2 separate regions of the Homo sapiens genome follow, and region 1 is linked to region 2. A link is a loop called in an ENCODE intact Hi-C map of the cell type or tissue named here. Cell type or tissue: right lobe of liver. All regions are shown on one strand. Links, peaks and the distances in the headings refer to the core of each region. The heading gives the core; the rest is flanking DNA. Region 1 overlaps SUSD2 (sushi domain containing 2). Region 2 overlaps GGT5 (gamma-glutamyltransferase 5).

The links. Peaks named below come from ENCODE experiments on the same cell type or tissue, not always from the same donor. Only the 100,000 strongest peaks of a DNase experiment are listed, where the experiment ranks them.
Region 1: it touches region 2 in a loop (2.9-fold over the local background); 92 of 110 quality-filtered maps call a loop at or near these places.

What each region holds. Positions count from the first base shown.
Region 1 is chr22:24,187,172-24,192,534 of GRCh38, reverse strand. SUSD2 (sushi domain containing 2) reads right to left here. Exons shown (of 15, transcript NM_019601.4): 11 at 5,085-5,333; 12 at 4,692-4,964; 13 at 4,400-4,576; 14 at 4,208-4,310; 15 at 3,429-4,123. The coding sequence ends at 4,099. Among named protein-coding and RNA genes, the nearest start is that of SUSD2, 8.4 kb to the right of the region's middle. RefSeq lists an enhancer at 2,321-2,962. In right lobe of liver, for the core only: a CTCF peak has its summit at 2,695; a DNase peak (open chromatin) is centred at 2,674.
Region 2 is chr22:24,228,835-24,234,197 of GRCh38, reverse strand. It overlaps GGT5 (gamma-glutamyltransferase 5), which reads left to right. Exons shown (of 12, transcript NM_004121.5): 2 at 194-324; 3 at 605-700; 4 at 1,180-1,375; 5 at 1,990-2,147; 6 at 2,668-2,814. Among named protein-coding and RNA genes, the nearest start is that of GGT5, 14 kb to the left of the region's middle. In right lobe of liver, for the core only: a CTCF peak has its summit at 2,753 (motif pointing right); a DNase peak (open chromatin) is centred at 2,737; H3K27ac peaks cover 1,719 bases.

The DNA of each region.
Region 1 (5,363 bases), core at 203-5,202, 42 kb after region 2:
TCTGCCTTTTGTGAGTTGATTTTTCCTTGAACTTTCAGAGGGTAAAGGGGAAGTTTTCCCTTGGCCCCTACATTATGGTGTCCAGCATATGACATTTTATGGCTACTTGACATCGGTTAGTCTAGAACCCACCTAGCAAGTGGCGTCAAGGTGGGAGTGAGGCGTGACTGCTGTGACACCCCATCACATTTCAGTGCCTCTCTGGGCCTGATAATTAAAGGGGGCTCTCGTTCCTCAGATAAAAATTTCTTTTTGGCCGGGCACAGTGGATCATGCCTGTAATCCCAGCACTTAGGGAGGCCGAGGCAGGAGGATTGCTTGACCCCAGGAGTTCAAGACCAGCCTGAGCGTGCCTGTGGCCCCAGCTACTTGTGAGGCTGAGGCAGGAGGATCACCTCAGCCTGGGAGGTTGAGGCGGCAATGAGCTATGATCGCACCACTGCACTCCAGCCTGGGTGACAGAGTGAGACCCTGTCTCACAGAAGAAAAGTTTCTTTCCCATCTCAGCACCAACTAACTGCTTCAACAAATGGTCCCTGAAACATATTAAGGCTTAATCACAAAAGAAGTTTATTTCCTGGTCCTGGAAGAGTAGTGGGTGGGTGATCAGGTCAGCAGGGACTTGGTTGGCATGACTTCCAAAGTCAGTCATCCTCACATCCTTGCAACAAAGGGAGCTGGTGAAAGCCTGAAGGGGTGCCTGTGGGAAGCCGCACTCCTCCACGATGCCTCCTTGACTTCCCACTCCTACAGTGCGCTGCACCGACCCCCCCGCCTCCTCCTTGGCAGCATTGGACCCTGAGGACAGGGGTGTCCTGATGGGCCTAGCAGAGGTCTGGCCCACAGCAGGCACTCGGCCACCCTGGGGCTTGCAGAAGGAAGCAGCTTGGCAGAAGAAGGGGTCCCTTGCTCCCCAGCTGTGCCTGTACTGTACTGTACCGAGTCAGAGCCCTCCCTGGCCCCCAGATCAGCCGCACCCACTGTGCTCAGCCAACAGGAGACCTAGTGGGAGGCTGGAGGGCAGGGGGCACAGAGAAGCCGGGCTTCCCTACTCTAGCCAGCAGGGGACCTGCAGCTGGGCTGTCACCTCTGTGACTCCCCTTGGCCCACAGGCCTGCGTGACGCCCGCTTCCATGGGATCTGGGCCTGGCTCCCATAGCACATTCCTTCCTCCCTTTGCCCTTCTGCCCAAGGTGGGTCTTAGGATCCTGCTGGTACCTCATCGGCTCCTGTTTGACCCCCCCAGCTCTCTCATCACCTGTGTCTCCAAAGCCCTGGATTACCATCTGCCCCACTCTGACTGGTACCACCACGATGGTACCGGCCATTGGGTGACTCTGATACTCCATCATTTCAACCCTACTGTAAGCCACCCGCAAGCTCCCATGGCTGCCCGTCCTGCAAGCCCTGGGCTGCTATTTGGGAGACCATCTCCCTGAGGCAGCGGTCCCTGCCTTTGATGTCTCTAGAGAGTCTGCACCGGCTCCAGGCCTTCTGCCTTTGCACAGGCCCTGTCTCTATCTCTTTCGGGCCCCAGGAAAAGCCCCTGGCAGGTGGTGGGGCTTCCCAGCCTGGCCTGCCCCTGGCACTGGGAACATCTGATGTCTGGGACTGGGGCCACAGACAGGGCACCCTTTCTCCTGCTGGAAAGGGGAGGTGGGGGGGCAGACCAAGGGCCCATCCTGGAGGGAGACTGGTGGGGGTGGGGGAGCCCGAGGCAGGCCACACTTTGCTCTTAGGATGAAATCTAAATGCCTTGGCCTGGCAGGGGAGGCCTTGGCTGGCCCCCACCCCTGTCATTCCGCAGACATGACTGCACTTCTCTTTCTCTGAGCCTTTGCATAGACTGCTCCTCTACCCAGAACCCCTGTCCATCTGGAACCCCTGTCCAACCAATCAGAGCTCTGAGAATCCAACCTGTTTCTTGACCTCAGTTCGGGGGCTGCTCTTGTCTGGGACACCCTCTAGTGGACCTGATGAGCTGCCAAGCTGCCCCTGCCGCTCTTGGGCCCCCTGAAAACCTGTGCCCGCTCCCTCATGTCCAGGCCTTGACCCGGAAACTGACCTCTCACCCACTGACACGTGGCCGGCCCAGGCCTGGCGTGGCACAGGGGTGCGCTGGGGATTCAGACAGTGGGAGGGGAGCCCTGCCTTACCTCATCTGTAGGGAGGAAAGTACCTGCCCAGCCCGCCAAGGGGCTGACCCTCAGCCCCACCATGCCTGGAGGTGCAAACCCAGGGGAATGGGGAAGCAACGGAGTGAGCTCTAGAAAGAGAGAAGGCCAGACCCCATTCCCCTCCGCTAGCCTCCCGCCACCCCTGCCCTGCAACCCTCAGCTCGGTTCCCGCACACGTGCCCCATCATGCACATTCACCTCCTCCAGGAAGGCCTCAGATGAGACATGTCTCTGCCTCCCCAGCTCTCCCATTCACCAAGGGCAAGGCTGAGCAGGTGAGAGGCCTGGACTCCCACCCCATGGTCAGTGCCCGCTGAATGACCTGGGGAGACCTGTGCAACCTCTTCAACACTCCTGAGATGCGGGGATGACCCAGGTGCGGGGAGGCGGAGGGGTGGGCTGTGCGCAGACCTTGGCTGCGGTTGTGACCAAGTCGGCTGACCCAGCTGCAGGGCAGGGCTGACTGCCCTCCCAACCTCCTGCCACCCAGACTCGCTGTTCCTATCCTCTGCTGCCCCTATATGGCCACTCCCAGCGCTGCAGGTCACACTGAGGCGGCTCAACTCCCCACCCAGTGTTCTCTACCTGGCCCCCAACTTCCAGCCTCACCCTCTCCAGCACTTTCTCTGAGACCTAAGGGGCAAACCCGACCAATGCTACCCTGCCTGAGTCCCCATTCGGGACCCTCTCCACAAAGGTTGATGGACCCTGGTCATCCTCCAGCTGCTTCCAGGTCTGTGCCTCCATGCCAGGCCCCACAGGAAGCGCCGACAAAGAGCTGCTCAGGTGGGCCACCGTGGCCTGAGGCCTGGGCTCTGTGCCCAGATTCTGGACATTCCTGGGCTAAGGAGCCTGGGCGCTGGTCTCCTGAGGACTTGGAACTGATCCTGCCAGCGACTGCACCCAGCCAAGGAGCCGAGGCTGCAGGGCAGTGCTTGCCAGAGCACGCCAGGGCGTGGTGAGGGGGTGGCACCTCTGTTGAGGGAGGGGTTGTCCTTCTCCATCTCCTGAGTGACCCAAGTGAGCCCTGTGCTGTGTTGGCGGCCTCCCCACCCCACGAGGCGGCCACAGTTCTCCATCCCACTGCATACATGGAGAGAGAGCCTGGGGAGGGAGCATCCCCGGCAACCTCGTGGAGGAAGCAGGCAGGGCTCAGACCTGCCTCACTCTGGATACTGTTGGTGGTGACCCCGGGAGGCGGTCATGGAACTCTCCAGAACCAGGGCGCAGCATGAACACCAGGAGACCAGGGAAGGAAACAAGGCGCTTGTTTTCTCTTTGCACAGGCAGGGAGGGTGTTCCTGAGTGACCTTCCAGAAGAGTTCGAAATTATAAGCCTGGAGTGCCGAGGGAGGCCTCTGCCGCTGGGGGTCTCGCTGTCTGCTTTGGGGTTCTGGGGCCTCTCCTTACCCCATCTGGGGTCCCAGGATGGGCCCAGGGGTCCAGGAACCAAGGCAGCACTGCACTGGTGCCCGCACGGTCCGGGAGCAGGCCTCCGTAGATCAGGGGTCAGGGGCCCCGGCATCAGGCTCTGGGGAGTGAGGTATTGGAATCTGAGGCTCAGGGGTCAGGGGCCCCGGCGTCAGGCTCTAGGGAGTGAGCTATTGGAATCTGAGGCTCAGGTGTGGGAGTGTCAGGGCTCAGGACATAGGTATTAGAATCCCAGGGTATGAAGTTTCAGGTTTGGGGAATTAGAGCCGTGAGTATTTGGGGAAGAGCACGGAGCGCTGCTAGCACGGGGCTTGGGTGTTGGAACACTGGGCCTCCTGCCTGGGGTCTGAGATGACAGAGTAGGGGGTTAAATGCCCAGGTATCAAGTATCCAGGTCCCAGGTGTCTGGTCCTGGGGATGCGGGAGTCGCAGGACTGGGCTGCCTGTTCTCAGGAGTCTTGGCCTGGTGCTCACAGCCAAGCTGCTCCCATCAGGGCTGTGCACCCCAGACGTGCCTGCAACAGAAACGCAGTTAGAAGTAGCCTCGGTGGTCCCACCGGCTGTCTCGGGGTCTTGGGAGAGGGGCTGGGGGGTCTCACGTGTTGCCCTTCCTGCGGCGCAGCAGCACATAGACGAGCGCAACCGCCGCCACCACCGCGAGGCCCCCAAAGATGATGCCCAACAGCACCGCGTAGCTGCGTCCTGGTGAGGGAGCGAGTGTCAGTGAGGGGGCTCTCTGGGGTGGTGAGTGGGGACAGGTGCAGGCAGGTGTATGAGCAGAGTGTCCTCACCTGGCTGGCACTTCGGGGTGGGTGAGGACCAGGTGCCGTCAGCCTGGCAGGTGCTGGTCTCTGCCCCGGCCAGGCTGTAGCCGTTGTCACAGTGGAAGTAGATGGTGGAACCCGCCAGGTACCTGTTGCCCTCCTTTTGTCCGTTGGGAGGTGGGGCCAGCCAGCCACAGGACACCACTGGGATGGGGACAGAGTGCAGACAACAGGCCTGAGCTGCCATGCATACACACATCTGGCCACCCCGGGGGGTCCTGTCCCAGCTCCCCGCCCACCCCCACCTGCCCGCCCTCACCTGGCTGCAGGCTCTGCATGCGACGCTGGTGCAGCTGGTGGGCCACCCGAGTGGCAGTGCCCGTGCTCAGGCTCCCAGTGGCTGCCACATCAAAGTTGCAGAAATGATCGTCCCCACATAGTTTGGCTGCCTCTTGTGCCAGGCTGGGGTTGAGGGTGGTCTCACTGGGGAAGAGGGGCTCGAAGGTGGGGTCGTGCTTGGGTTGGTACAGGAAGTTGTGGACCAGGAACCAGGAATCGTAGGTGAGCAGGGAGGACGCATTGTGCACGGTCCCTGGAAGATACATGACCGGGGCCTGGCTGGGCATGGCTCCCTTTGGTCCCCAAGCCCTGCCCGTGCCATGTTTCCAGTAACCCCCACCCCGTCTGCCCCATATACTCCACGGTCACTCACAGTTGGCCCCAAACAGGAACAGCTCCTGGGGACTGGTGCCTGGGGGCAGGACGCGCCCGCTGTGCAGGGTGAAGTCGTCGGTGGGGTCGTTGTTGAGTGTCCCGAGGAGGCCGTGGGTGTGGGTGAGGAACTTCTCAGGCAGCAGGACGGACACACTCAGGAACGGGCCCTGCACGCTGACCTCCAGGCCGGCCCCTGATGCCAGCATGATGGAGACCCTGTCCCCGGCAGCCACCGACAGGAACATTCCTGGGCTCAAGGGGGATGCATTAGGGTCAC
Region 2 (5,363 bases), core at 81-5,080:
GTAGTGTGTTGTGGACCTGTGAGCAGCTGGATTTGATGGGGAAGCCTGGTTGTGTTCTGCAACCTAATCTGCGGTTTGGTGGCAGCCGACGTGCCGCCTCCGTCACCATTCTCCAATGAGTGCCAGCTGAGCAAGCCTGGTGGGGAGGCAGGGGGAGGGGAGCCCCACAGCGACTCTGTGCCATGTCCCCTAGAGCCATCCTCCAGCAGCAGGGCTCACCCGTGGATGCCACCATCGCGGCTCTGGTCTGCACCAGCGTCGTCAACCCTCAGAGCATGGGCCTGGGCGGAGGGGTCATCTTCACCATCTACAATGTGACAACAGGTGGGCCCACATGTGAACTGCCATGGGGAAGATGGGCTTGTCCACACCACTGCGTAACCCCTTCTCCAGCCAGTCCCATCAACTCAAGCCCGTTTCTGGGTGTTCTTGGGCCCCCTGCCCTGCCCCATTTGCCTCAGCTGTGCAAAGCCCTTGTGTCAACTCCTGTCCCTGTGTTAGCCCAGAGTCCATCTCATAATGCAGAGATGGAAACTGAGGCCTAGAGCAGGCCAGGGGCTGTCTGCAGGGTCCATGACCACTCACCTGCCCTGCCCTACTCCAGGGAAGGTGGAGGTCATCAATGCCCGGGAGACGGTGCCGGCCAGCCACGCCCCGAGCCTGCTGGACCAGTGTGCACAGGCTCTGCCACTGGGCACAGGTGACGCCCCATGGAGGTCCCCCACTCCCACCCCCCAGGCCACTAGGACTAATCAGAACACCCCCGCAAAGGAGCAGCGCCTCACGGACAGGCTGTGACTCCCTGGCACGGGGGGACACGGAGCCTGTGGGGAACCCCCAGCCCCAACCTGCAGGGATTGAGAAGGTCCCCCTTGGGAACGGGCTCTCTGAGGTGATCCAGGGAGAGGGACCAGGCTGGACAAAGGCCTGGAGGGTTCAGTGGAGATGGGTTGGCGGGGCAGGGTGGGGCTCCTGGGGCCAGTTTGTGTAGGGCCCCTTGGGCTTGGCCATGGACTTTGTGGGGAGCCACAGGTGATTTGAGCAGGGAGGGACGTGGTCGGGTGTGGGCTCCAGAAAGCTCACTCTGGCTGCTGTAACTGGGGGGCCACATGTAGGGGTGATGGCAAACCTGGGAAGGCCTGGAAGCCACAGGGTTGAGAGCTGGGATGTGCCATGCAGGGGCCCAGTGGATCGGGGTGCCCGGGGAGCTCCGTGGCTATGCCGAGGCCCACCGCCGCCATGGCCGCCTGCCCTGGGCGCAGCTGTTCCAGCCCACCATCGCGCTGCTCCGAGGGGGGCATGTGGTGGCCCCTGTCCTCAGCCGTTTCCTGCACAACAGCATCCTGCGGCCTTCCTTGCAGGCGTCAACCCTGCGGTGAGCCCCACATGGTGGCCCTGGGTTCCTGGGTTCAAGGCCATATCCTGTCTGGGCCCAGTCCACACCCCAGCTCTGCCTCAGTCCCTCTTACACTGGAGGATTGACCCTCGGGGTGCTGGCCAGGACAAAGAGTACTTTTCATGGCCCTTCCAGCTCCCCGTGGCAGAGCCTAACTTGGGGTTAGGCTGCGGGGAGTTTATTGCCCAAGTGATAGGACTCCAAGGTGTGGATTTGGGCTCTGCCACCCGCCCTGGGGCCCCGGCCTCCTTCTTCCTCTCTCTGGCATGGCAGGAGGGCTTCAACTGCCACTCTCACCTGCCCCACCCAGCCCACTGACAGGCCCTCCCAGGAGTGAGATGACAGGCCCTAGGTGGACCCAGGCCCCACTGGGAAATTTGCCTTCCCTGGACCAGGGCCATGAGCTGGGTGAGTGGTGTCAGTCCCACCACCTCCTAGAGAATCAGTTCCCCGGTGTCCACCCCAGTGCCTCGGGACCCTGGGCCAGGGCGCCCCCCACTGTAGGGTCCTGAGGACTCCACCCATGAGAGCCCCGGAAGAGTGTGGCTGCCTCTGGGACCTGGCCCCACCCTGAGGCTCCCCCCACCCCCCAGCCAGCTCTTCTTCAACGGGACAGAACCCCTGAGGCCTCAGGACCCACTCCCATGGCCTGCACTGGCCACCACCCTGGAGACCGTGGCCACAGAGGGCGTGGAGGTCTTCTACACGGGGAGGCTGGGCCAGATGCTGGTGGAGGACATTGCCAAGGAAGGTCAGCCTCCCTGAGGTTCCATACCCCATCCCTGCTGGAGGAAGAGCCAAGTTCTGGGCACTGGGGGTTGAGGGCAGGCTCCTTCCCAGGCCCTGAGGGAGTGCAGGCAGTGCCCGGGACCCCGAGAGGCCATGCACCTAGCTCTGCCGGCCCAAGGACCCCTGTGGTCCAGGACCTCAGAGAGCAGAGCCTGCGGGTTAGGGCCAGCAGAGGGGCGTTACCGATGGTCACGGCAGGTCTGGGTAGCCGAGCTGACCATTCTCACAGGCTCTCATAAGCCAGCTCCCTCTCCCATCTTCCCTTTCTTTTCCCCAGCCTCCCTGCCTCTGGTCTCTGTCCACCCCTCCACGCCTGGCCCCAAGGGGCCAGTCCTGAGGCCACTGCCTACAGACCTACCATCATCCTGTGTCCACAAGGCAAAAGCATGAGTGGAATCCCATTGTGTGACCTGACAGCAGTGGCTATTCCTCCCCGCCTCAGTTTCCCATCTGTTCATGGAGCCCTCTCCTTCTCATCCCAGGGAGCCAGCTGACGCTGCAGGACCTGGCCAAGTTCCAGCCCGAGGTGGTGGATGCCCTGGAGGTGCCCCTGGGGGACTATACCCTGTACTCACCACCGCCGCCTGCAGGGGGTGCCATTCTCAGCTTTATCCTCAACGTGCTAAGAGGTAAAGCCCCTGCCCAGAGCCCTGGCGCCCACCCCCTCCCCCGCACCCCCGGCCCCCGGGAACTCAGACTCCAAGCCCAAGCCCAGCCAAGGCCCAGCTCAGCCTCCTCCTCCATAAACCGGGTTCACAGATGCACAATATGAAGACAGAGCTGTGGAAACCAATCAGGATGGTGGGTTTTAGAGCTGGCCTCCAGCTCGACCCATACGTGAGGCTTTGCTGAAGGGCGTGATATCATTCGTCCAGAGTCCTCCTCCCACTGGGTGACCAGTCCCAGACACAGAAGCAGGTGGGCTGTGTGGGTGGTGAGCTGCCTGTCAGGGGCGTGCACCTGGGGGAGCGAAGCCAGCCTAGCCCAAGGCAGCCTGCAGGGGGGTTCTGGCAGTGCTGAGGCCTGGGGCTGCCTGCGCTGGCTTAATATTAGTGTCCTGTGTCTGCCATTACAAATCACCACAAGCTTGGTGGCTTAAAATAACAGAAATGTGTCCTCTCACAGTTCTGGAAGCCAGAAGCCCGATATCTAGGTGTCCACAGGGCTGCATTCCATTGGGGGCTCCAGGGGAGAATCTGTTCTTTGCCTTGTTGACCTAAATAAAAAACAGAACAAGGCTCTCAAAGAAAATGATGTTTGTTCCAGAGTAGGCATCGCGGTAGGAATACCCATGCTAGGGTAAACTATGTGTGTATTCAGGGAGGTGAAGGAAGACAAAAGTTTTCAAAGAGAAAATGAGGAAGATTATATAACTTTTTTGTTTACAATCAATGATAATTTATTGTACATTTTATTTTTTTCATTGCATTATTATTATTATTATTATTAATTATTGAGACGGTGTCTTGCTCTGTCGCCTAGGGTAGAGCACAGTGGCACAATCTCGGTTCATTGCAAACTCTGCTTCCTGGGTTCAAGTGATTCTCCTGACTCAGCCTCCCAAGTAGCTGGGATTACAGGCATGGGCCACCACACGCCGCTGATTTTTATCTTTTCTTTTTTTCCTTTTTTTTTTTTTTCTTTTTAGACAGAGTCTCAATCTGTCACCCAGGCTAGAGTGCAATGGCACGATCTCAGCTCACTGCAACCTCTGCCTCCCAGGTACAAGCAATTCTCCTGCCTCAGTCTCCCAAGTAGCTGGGATTACAGGCGCTTGCCACGACACCGAGTTAATTTTTGTATTTTTGGTAGAGATGGGGTTTTGCCACGTTGGTCAGGCTGGTCTTGAACTTCTGATGTCAGGTGATCCGCCCACCTCGGCATCCCAAAGTGCTGGGATTACAGGCATGAGCCACCGCGCCCAGATGATTTTTATCTTTTTAGTAGAGACGGGGTTTTACCATGTTGGCCGGGCTGGTCTTGAACTCTTGACCTTAACTGACCCACTTGCCTCAGCCTCCCAAAGTGCTGGGATTCCAGGCGTGAGCCACCTCTGCCTGGCTATTTTATTTTTATTTCATTAGTTTTTGGGGAACAAGTGGTGTTCGGTTGCATGGAAAAGTTATTTAGTGGTGATTTCTTTTTTTTTTCTTTTTTTTTTTGAGATGGAATCTCACTCTGTGGCCCAGGCTGGAGAGCAGTGGCATGATCTTAGCTCACTGCAACCTCTGCCTCTGAGGTTCAAGCAATTCTCCAGTCTCAGCCTCCTGAGTAGCTGGGATTACAGGTGCACGCTACCAAGCCTGGTTAATTAATTAATTTATTTATTTATTTTATTTTTTTAGTAGAGATGGGGTTTCACCATGTTGGCCAGGCTGGTCTTAAACTCCTGACTTCAAGTGATCTGCCTGCCTCAGCCTCCCAAAGTGCTGGAATTACAGGCATGAGCCACCGCATCTGGTCTTTAGTGGTGATTTCTGAGATCTTGATGCACCCATCACACAAGCAGTGTACACTGTTCCTAGTGTGTAGTCTTTTATCCCTCATTCCCCTCCCACCCTTCCCCTTGAGTTCCCAGAGTCCATTAGAGCATTTTTCTTTTCCTCTGAGACAGAGTCTCGCTCTGTCGCCAAGGCTGGAGTGCAATGGTGCGTCTCGGTTCACTACAAACTCTGCCTCCTGGGTTCAAGCGATTTTCCTGCCTCAGCCTCCCACGTAGCTGGGATTACAGGCGCCTGCCACCACAACTAATTTTTTTTTTTTGTATTATTAGTAAAGATGGGGTTTCACCGTGTTGACCAGGCTGCTCTTGAACTCCTGACCTCAGGTGATCTGCCTGCCTTGGCCTCCCAAATTGCTGGGATTACAGGTGTGAGCCACCATGCTGGGCCCCATTATATCATTCCTTCTTTTTTCTGGAGATGGAGTTTTGCTCTTGTCACCCAGGCTGGAGTGGAGTGCAATTGCGCGATCTCAGCTCACTGCAACCTCTGCCTCCCGGTTCAAGCGATTCTCCTGCCTCAGCCTCCCGAGTAGCTAGGACTACCCATGTGTGCTACCATGCCCGGCTAATTTTTGTATTATTAGAGACAGGGTTTCATCATGTTGGCCAGACTGCTCTTGAACTCCTGACCTCAGGTGATCCACCTGCCTCGGCCTCCCAAAGTGTTGGGATTAT